2 separate regions of the Mus musculus genome follow, and region 2 is linked to region 1. A link is a loop called in an ENCODE intact Hi-C map of the cell type or tissue named here. Cell type or tissue: heart. All regions are shown on one strand. Links, peaks and the distances in the headings refer to the core of each region. The heading gives the core; the rest is flanking DNA. Region 1 overlaps Nbl1 (NBL1, DAN family BMP antagonist). Region 2 overlaps Capzb (capping protein (actin filament) muscle Z-line, beta).

The links. Peaks named below come from ENCODE experiments on the same cell type or tissue, not always from the same donor. Only the 100,000 strongest peaks of a DNase experiment are listed, where the experiment ranks them.
Region 2: a loop joins it to region 1, with 3 times the contacts of the local background. A loop is called at or near these places in 7 of 42 quality-filtered maps.

What each region holds. Positions count from the first base shown.
Region 1 is chr4:139,083,882-139,088,266 of GRCm38, reverse strand. Nbl1 (NBL1, DAN family BMP antagonist) reads left to right here. Exons shown (of 4, transcript NM_008675.2): 2 at 2,619-2,813; 3 at 2,915-3,026. The coding sequence starts at 2,647. Among named protein-coding and RNA genes, the nearest start is that of Nbl1, 6.9 kb to the left of the region's middle. In heart, for the core only: a CTCF peak has its summit at 2,036 (motif pointing left); DNase peaks (open chromatin) are centred at 1,996 and 2,758; H3K27me3 peaks cover 2,401 bases.
Region 2 is chr4:139,230,739-139,235,123 of GRCm38, reverse strand. All of the region lies in intron 1 of Capzb (capping protein (actin filament) muscle Z-line, beta), which reads right to left. Among named protein-coding and RNA genes, the nearest start is that of Capzb, 40 kb to the right of the region's middle. In heart, for the core only: a CTCF peak has its summit at 2,101 (motif pointing right); DNase peaks (open chromatin) are centred at 2,123, 2,449 and 3,239; H3K27ac peaks cover 2,206 bases.

The DNA of each region.
Region 1 (4,385 bases), core at 67-4,066:
GTTGAGAACATAAACAAGTGAAATGAACAGAAGATGCGGTGGTAGGCAGGTGGAGGGCACCATGGTCTCTGGGTAGGGTGTGAGCGGTAGAGGAGGGGCTTTCCTAATGGCAAATTTTGCCTTCCTTCCCACATTGCCCAGCTTTACTCATGGTCCTGGAAAGTGAGGGTGGTGGTGGGTGCTGGATGCTGGTTACTGAATGGGTGCTGGGTGCTGAGTGCTGGATGTTGGATACTGGGTGCTGGATGCTGAGTGTTGGATACTGGGTGCTGGATGCTGAGTGTTGGATACTAGGTGCTGAATGCTGGGAGTTGGATGTTGGGTATTGGATACTGGGTGCTAGATGCTGGGTCCTGGGTATTGGATGTTGAATGCTGGGTGCTGGGTGTTAGATGCTGGCTGCTGGGTGTTGAATGTTGGGTATTGTATAATGGGTGCTGGATGCTGGGTACTGTCCTAGGAACATGCCAGCTCTGGGAAGGAGCAGTGTTTCTCCTTTACACAGGGAAGTAGGCTGTGAGAGATGAAGTCTTTCTTACAGCCACACAGCTCTTAGGCTGCAGAATCTGAACACTGAGAACTCCAGGGACAGCGGGCTGGTCTACTGGTGTTCTGGCTGCTGTCCTGGGGAGGTCAAGGGTGATCCCAGTGTTCTGCTGCCAGGCCCTGGTCAGGGTGTGGTGGGTTGGGGCATACCACTCTTCTGAAGGGTATGGCTAATCCTAGTTCCCCATGGGCCATCTGAAAAGGAAGACTCGTTTCTCCTTAACTTCTGCCAGCTCTAACAACAGAGACTGCTCTCTGGGCCAGGGACACTGCAAATGTCCCCTTATCCTGTCTCCAGGTAGCTTTGTGGTCAACCTCCAGGCTGATCTTCACTTTAGCCAGTCCCCATGTTGTGGCAGCCTTAAGCCTCACCCTCTCCGAGTTCTGGGTCCAAGTCAGACTCCCAAATCCATCTTGACTGCTGTTGAGACTCAGCTCAAACCTCAAACCTAACTCCTACTGAGACTTTTGCTTCCCTTCCTACCTGGGTCTTACTCACTTCCTGCCTGTCATGAGCAAGAAAGTGTCACAGAGTCAGGTGACACAGCAGGGACTTTCTGATGCCTAGAGAGGCTAGCCCCGCACAGGGAGGGCCCTGGAGTTCTGGTCTTTTTCTATGGGTTCTGGACCGCTTTAGAAGGCCAAGGTCATACATTGGCTCAGGTTAGTTCCTGGGAGTGGGAGGAGGGGGATGCAGGGGCTCTATCGGGAGCAGGAGGCTGATGCTGTTGAGTTGCAGTTAAGGAGTCCAGTCAGTTCCTTTAGGGTGTGCTTGCTCTAAGAATATAGGTTTGCTGTAGATCTTGTTGGTGAGTTTGGATTGTGCAGATCACAGCAGAAACTTATTGGGGTTCCACTCCCTCAGTGCCCCTGGATTCTCACTGTCCCCTCCATAGATACTTTTCAAAATACCTGCTTCCCCACTCCTGGTACCTGGCTTACAGAGGACTAGAGGAATACATCCCTGCTCCTCTGCCCCACAGGCAAGCGCATCCAGGCCCCTCTGGGGACTGAACTAAGACACAGTTCCCAACTGAGCTGGGTATAGTCCCTGGCTGAGTCTATCCGAACCACCCTGGGAAAGCGTGAATCTTATCGCAGCTGGCAGCTTTCACACTGTAAGTCCCCAGGGAATTCTGAGACACTATCAGGTGTGAAAGTGCCATTTATTTTACAGGTGGAGGACAGGTAGAGAGGAACTGAGACTTGAAGATGGAGGGTCACAAAGCACTAGACAGACAGATCCATCCCTTTCTTCAGTGTCCTGTCTCAGAGGGGTCAGGGGGATGGAGCCTTTGGAAGCACTTTCCTTGGTATAGGTCTCTCTGAACTCCCCCGTCCACTATTTCTGAGGTGTGTGTGGGGTGGGGTAGGGGATTGGGTGAAGCCTACAGAAGATAAAGTTGGGGAAGGTGGCAGAAGTCCCCCTCTGAGTGTTTCCTTTAAACACAGACTTCTGTCCTGCAGCGCCATCTAGTGGCTGACTGGGAAATTTAGTGTTTTACTCCTGAAGCAGAGAACTCTGTAAATAGTCTGGGGATAATGATGTGTGCTACACCCTGGTGGAGAATCATAAGAAGAAACATATCTGAGTGGTATAGAGTTGAGTATCGATGTCTTTTTAGGAGGCATGGACAATAGCCAGCCGTCTCTAAGGCTGTAATCAAAGGATTACTTCGGGTTTATAATTTGAGGGATTCGATCCAGAGCCGTCGTGCAAGCTAGGCAGACACTGTACCACTGAGGGGCATTCCCAGTCTGACATTAGTAACTATCCTACTGAGGACCGTTCAGTCTCCCCAGCGCTGGCAGGTGCGATGCTACATATAGCTGCTTCTGACGTTTAGAGAGGTCTGAGGTGTATTTGGAGCTGGCCATAGGGTAGGTGGGATCAGGAGAATTAGGAGTGCAAAATCATCCTTGGGTACAGACTTAATTGAAGGTCAGCCTGGGCTACATGTGCAGATCTGACTTTGACTCTTGGGATCAGAGTCCATGTTTGGAAGGCACCTCTGCTCCTGAGCACCTAACCTCCGAGGCTATACTGCACCTCACCTGCCACCTGTGTTTAGTTCCAGGGCTCCGGAGGTGACGGGCACAATGCTTTGGGTCCTGGTGGGGGCCGTCCTCCCTGTCATGTTGCTGGCTGCCCCGCCACCTATCAACAAGCTGGCCCTGTTTCCGGACAAGAGTGCCTGGTGTGAAGCCAAGAACATCACGCAGATTGTGGGCCACAGCGGCTGTGAGGCCAAGTCTATCCAGAACAGGTGGGCTCTGCAGGGAGGAGGAGGGTGAGGACAGGGACCGAGGGAGCCTTGAAGACTTCCCATCCCTGGAGATCGGGGCTCAGTGACATCTCCTCCCACAGGGCGTGCCTAGGACAATGCTTCAGTTACAGCGTCCCCAACACCTTCCCGCAGTCCACAGAGTCCCTGGTGCACTGTGACTCCTGCATGCCGGCCCAGTCCATGTGGGAGATTGTGAGTACAGCTGCCCAATCCCCGAACTGTAGCAGCAGGACTTGGATACTTACCGTGCGTGCAGGCTGCAGAGTTCTACTGCTGGGGATACGCATGGGGTCCTTGCTCCAGGGCTTTTCAGTCTGACACCAACCTGTAGAAGATTCTAGATACGTCTGAGGCTCCACCCATGTCACAGACATCACAGTTCTTCAGTCTCCACACACTGTTACCAGAATCTATGCCTTTCTCTGCCCCACTCAGCCCTATTGGTTGGGCTCACCAGTTTCCTGGCATTATCTTAGAACCTGCCACCTCTTCAACAGCTTAACACGTACCAAACTCACCTCACATTAGCCCTTTTACCTGCTCTGTTCTTTCCACCCCAGGATCTTTGCATATGATCTTTGCTTTGCTCTGAACTGCCACCCCTCCACCTTCCCCCTTTCTTCAGCTAGTTAACTTCTACTGGTTCGTGGCTCTTGGCTCAAGTATTATTTCCTCAGGGCACTCTTTCAAACCCTCTGACCCAGTCAAGTTGTGCCATAGGCTCTCAAGCCCTGTGTGCCTTTGCTTTGGGCAGTTGTCACATGAACAGTTTTCCCAACATATCAGACACCTGAGCTCCACCTACACCTGTGCCCCACCTGCACCTGTGCCCCACCTGCACCTGTGCCCGCGGTCATGGAGTAGATGCTCTGTAGAAGAAAGGAGGGGGAGGGAGGAAGACAGTTGGAAACAACTCTACAAGGCAAGAGTTGGGGTGCTAAGGGGGTTGCTATAAAGTAAGCCTCACTGTGTCGGGAGCTTGGGATGGAGCTCAGACCCAAAAGTTGCCCAGAAGTTAATTGTGCAGAGTTTGGAATCAGTGGGAGGATGGGTTGAGCCAGAACTTTCTATGAAGAAGGAAGGACATCAGCCAAGTCTCTGGGGGCAGATCAGGCAGTTAGAGTTACTGTTGGTGCACCAGGGTCTGGCATGGTGAGGTCAGCCAGGACCAGCCTGAAGGTCCTGAAGACCTGAGAAGAGCACAGTGTGTGTGTGTGCGTGTGTGTGTGTGTGTGTGTGTGTGTGTGAGAGAGAGAGAGAGAGAGAGAGAGGGAGAGAGAGAGAGAGAGAGAGAGAGAGAGAGAGAGAGAGAGAGAGAGAGAGAGAGAGAGAGAGAGAGAATTTACACCCACTCCTATGCCCGGGGGAATGGGTAGGAGGGGTAGGGCTGTGTGTAAGAAGATGAGAGAGGGGGCTGGAGAGATGGCTCAGTGGTTAAGAGCACTGGCTGCTCTTCCAGAGGTGCTAAGTTCAATTCCCAGCAACCACATGGTGGCTCACAACCGTCTGTAATGGGATCTGATGCCCTCTCCTGGTGTGTCTGAAGACAGT
Region 2 (4,385 bases), core at 152-4,151, 150 kb before region 1:
AGAACTGGAGTTACAGATAGTTGTAAGTCACCTTGCAGGTTCTGGGACTAGAACCTAGGTCTTCTGAAGAGCAACAAGTGCTCTTAATTGCTAAGCCAGCTCTCTAGCCCCATAAATAAAGCACTAGGAAGAAAGACCACAGGAGCAAGTGAAGACGGGGTGCAGCAGAGGAGGAGGTCTTTCCTGTGGCTAGATGTCTGTGAGACTTCAATCTGTGCCTGGTTGTGGCCTGTATACCCTCGGAGATGCTTCCTAAATGGACACTTCCTTCCTCCCCTGAAGAGCAGATGCATAGCTGGGTCCCTCTGCCCTGCTTATCTATAAAACCACCCTTCTGGATTCACTAGTCAATAACTGGGCATGGAGTGCCAACCTTGGGCCAGGCCCTGAACTTGGCCTGAGGCATGAACACATGACAGGGACACAGCAGTTTACCTTTGGTCCTGTACCCATCTTCTTAGGCTGCCCTTCCCCAAAATTACTTCTTATTCTGCAAACTGTAAGCCCTTGACTAAAATGGCTTCTTGCAAGTGCCCTCCTTCAGAAAGCCAGCTTTCTGGACTTTCCCTCCCACCACACTGGTGGTCATGGGATGGGATGAAAATTAAGTAGCCAAAGAAAGGCCATTCCACCGCACCTTCCACAGCTCTCTGCCCATTCAATTAGTCATTCAAAAATTATTTATTGTTGCCTAGGTAACCAGCTCTGTTTTTGATGCTCAATAGTGAATACAAAGTCCCTGGTCTTTACAGAGCTTACAGTGCAGGGGAAAAAAAATTAAAATCAATTAGGAAAAAAACCGCAGTGGGACAAGAGCGGAGGGCATGAAAGGATACGGGTGCTGGCTTCTGAAGTCCATCAGCCAAGGCAGGAGGGGTGGCTTCTGCTAGCTTCCCCATAACTTTAAAAAAGTCACAAAAGTGCCTAAATCACCTGGCAACAAGTAAAATACTGTCCACTAAGTGAGAACTAAGAGGCAAACCAAATGCCACAGGAGAGAGTACAAGGGCCCGAGTGTCATCCAGTCTTCTGCACACAGCCCAACCTGCCCTGCTAAATACAGAGACAAAGTTCCTGGGGAAATCATGAGCAAAGTAAACACCATCAGTTCCCGAGCAAGGCAGGCACACCAAGAGCCAGGCACACGCTGGCCTGTGATAAGCCCCCGCTGTACACTGCACACACACACTCCCCCAGCAATGATAAAGCTGGACAGAAAGCTCAGAGGACTACTATAGCCAAAGGACTCCCAGGGACATGTGAGTGTGTGTGTGTGTGTGTGTGTGTGTGTGTGTGAGTCTGTACCTGAGGCATCCCTTAGGGGCCCTGCAGGGTCACAGTGCACCTCCACAGTCTAAAAGGAAGAGAAGGGCTGATGATGAGACCGTATGCTGCGCCTTGAGGGCCAGCACAGCACAGAGATGGGATGAGCGCTGGTCTCGAGTAGGAGGTGACTGGGCCTTGTAATGAGTGACCGGTACTCACAGGCAGCTCACTTAGCGTGGACCAGGCTTAGAGCCCCATCACCCCATCACTGTGGCTCTTGTCTCTTGTCAGGGGGAAGGCATGTGGTTGTGTGCTGTCTTCTCTGGACTCTGTAAAATCCACTGCCCTGTGTAGGAAGAGCTCAGAGGGATGGCACCGACCTGTATCACAGGAGACTGATTTCCCAAAGCCAGCCCTAACTCGGCACTCTGCCCTATCCAGCACGCCTGGTCAGTCTCTCTCTGCCACTGGACTCACATGTGTCCACAGCCCTTTCTTCTCAGAAGTGGGGTACGTCTTGTGACTACTTTGGCAATCCTACAGCAAGCCTGACCTTGAGTGACTTCTGAGGATAGATGAGACTGGCAGCTTCTCTCCACAGGAAAAGCAGCTCAGACCTTCTAAGACAGATAGGCCCCTAAGCCCTGGCAGTACGTCTGGCTTCCGCTGACGACACCAATACATGCCCCTGAGTCAGAATGGCCTGGCCAGGGTGTCCCCAAGCCGGGCCAGGGTGTCCCTAAGCCGATGACCACAGAAGCCACTCTGGAGGAACTTTGGAGACACTAGGGAATCTTGGGTAACCTTGTTGGATGGCAGTAGCACACAGTTTCTTGCAATGACCACTGGGGGGCAGTCTCACTAGATGAGCCTTGGGCAGAAGAGACCATCAAGGGACCTTCTCGGGCATGCTCAGAAGGCTGCAGAGTCAGTAGTTAATGGGCAGAACAGACAGGAGGGGAGTTGAAAAGCTCAGAGTGCATGCAGTCTGGGCATCCTTTGAAACATGGTGTATCTAACTCCAGGGAGAACCAGGAGCCCACACTACTAGGACTTCCAGGCGGAAGTGGGGCCTGGTTCTCCTGACTGGTTGGGCAGATCTGGACTCTGGTGGCATCTGCATATAAACAGAGCCCGCAGAGCTAGTTTACATTCCAGAGGGGTTTAGTGAATACTCACTTCAGACTGCACAGGGTGAGCTGCTGGCGCCTGGAGGCTGGGCTGACTCACCACAGACTTGTGGTGTCCCACTTGACCAGGACTGGCCTCCAGGATGGTCTTGTGACCCAACAAGCATTGTTTAGCAGAATCTGTTTTTTGCCTTGGAACACAGAACAGTTTGTGCTGGGGGCTATTTGGGAGAGAATGAAGGGCAAACCCAGCCTCCATGTCAGGTCACTCAGGAAAAACGCGCATTTTGGTTGAATAAAATGAAAAGTGATTTTTCTACTGAATAACTGTCCCTGGGAGGCACACTGATGACAGTGGCCCAGACACAGTGAATCCTCAGGGTGGCATTTGTTTCCATGGAAAATCTACTGAGGAAACAAAACAACATCTACTTGGGCAGAAGGTCCCTGAAACTTGTCATGGATGGGTCAGTGACATCTTTTGAAACAGACTAAATCAACATCATGTGACACACCAGGAACCATTTAGCACTGTCTTGGATCATGCAGATGTCTCTAGAAGATGGTAATCTCTCAGGAAGAAAGGAGCTCAGGTCCCTGAATGGCCTGCCACCTCATGTGCAAGAAATAATTCCCTGCTTTACCTTGGCTCTAGAAAGAACGAACCCTTTAAAGCAAGCAGCATGATGCAGAAGCAATGCCATTTTGACAGTGCCTCCTTCTCACACTGCAGAACTCTTAGCGAGGCATAAGGACATGGCTTCTCTGCCAGGACACGCTCTGGGCAGTCCAGGGCCCATTCTTCCTGGTTCCTGTCTAACTTGACACAGGCTTTCCATGTGGGCTGCCAACGGTCTCTAGGAAGCAGGGGTGTCACTTCAGGTGCCAAGTCACTCTGCATCAACTAAGGAGGATAGACTTGAAAGCCAACATCTGCTGCACACAACCCCCTTACTGTGTGCCATCGGGCAATGGTTCCCTAACGCTGCAGTGAGATGAGGGACAGAAGGACAAGGACAGACTAAGTCCACAGGTGCTGTCAAGAGGTCCTCCCGGAGCACCTTGCAGCCTGCTCTCTGATGCCTTCTCATCCAATGTCCCACAGAGGTTGCAGCTGAGAACAGCCAACTACTTGAACCATCTCCCTATTTCCTGATGTCTCCAAACCCACCTGAGGTTATCAAAACCACACCAATGTGACAGGCTTAGAAGAGTCCCATGATGCCTAGACATGTGACCCAACAGTGGGAATTTCCATGTGCTTCTCCCAGAGGAAACTTAGCAACCTGCACGCAGCTCCTGTCTAGCTCTCTAGCCACCATAGATGGATGGACTGACTTTCCCTGACACAGCCCGTGGGAACCAAAGCCTCCGAGCGAGTCACCCTCAGCTGTGCGTCTGTCTGCAGCGTCAGCTCCCACCTGCAAAACTCAGGGTCATTTCTCCGTGGAGCCTGGAATTCACTCTGTGAGGCTGGTGGAAAGGCAGAGTTCTCTGAAAGGAACAGGTTTCCGGCATCTCCAGGAGGCAGAAACACTCCATGAGTTCCAAGACAGCCTGGTCTACAGAGTGAGTTCCAGGACACAGAGAAACTTTGTCTTAAAATTCAAAACAAAACAAAACAAAAAAGGCCAACTCAATGAGCAAACCAATTCCAAAAGAAAAGGGAAGTAAGTAGCGTTGCCTCTGCTGCTGAGCACTGAGCACTGAGGAGTACTGAGCACTGAGGAGCACTGAGCACTCAGGCTCATGTCCTGGGGAAAGGGTGCCGGCTTCACAGGTGAGTGAAGGCAGTCAGGAAACTCAGGCCTCTTGGCCTGGAGCCAGAGCACTGTGACACTGAGACAGACTGGCCTCCACGCCCAAGACCACTAACCAACAGTATCCAGTCTAATAGTCACTTCCTGTAGCAGCCTGCTGGCACAGAGAATTAATTAGCAACAGTGAAGGTCTTCTCCTGGGAGGGGGGGGGCAATTCCACCACCAATC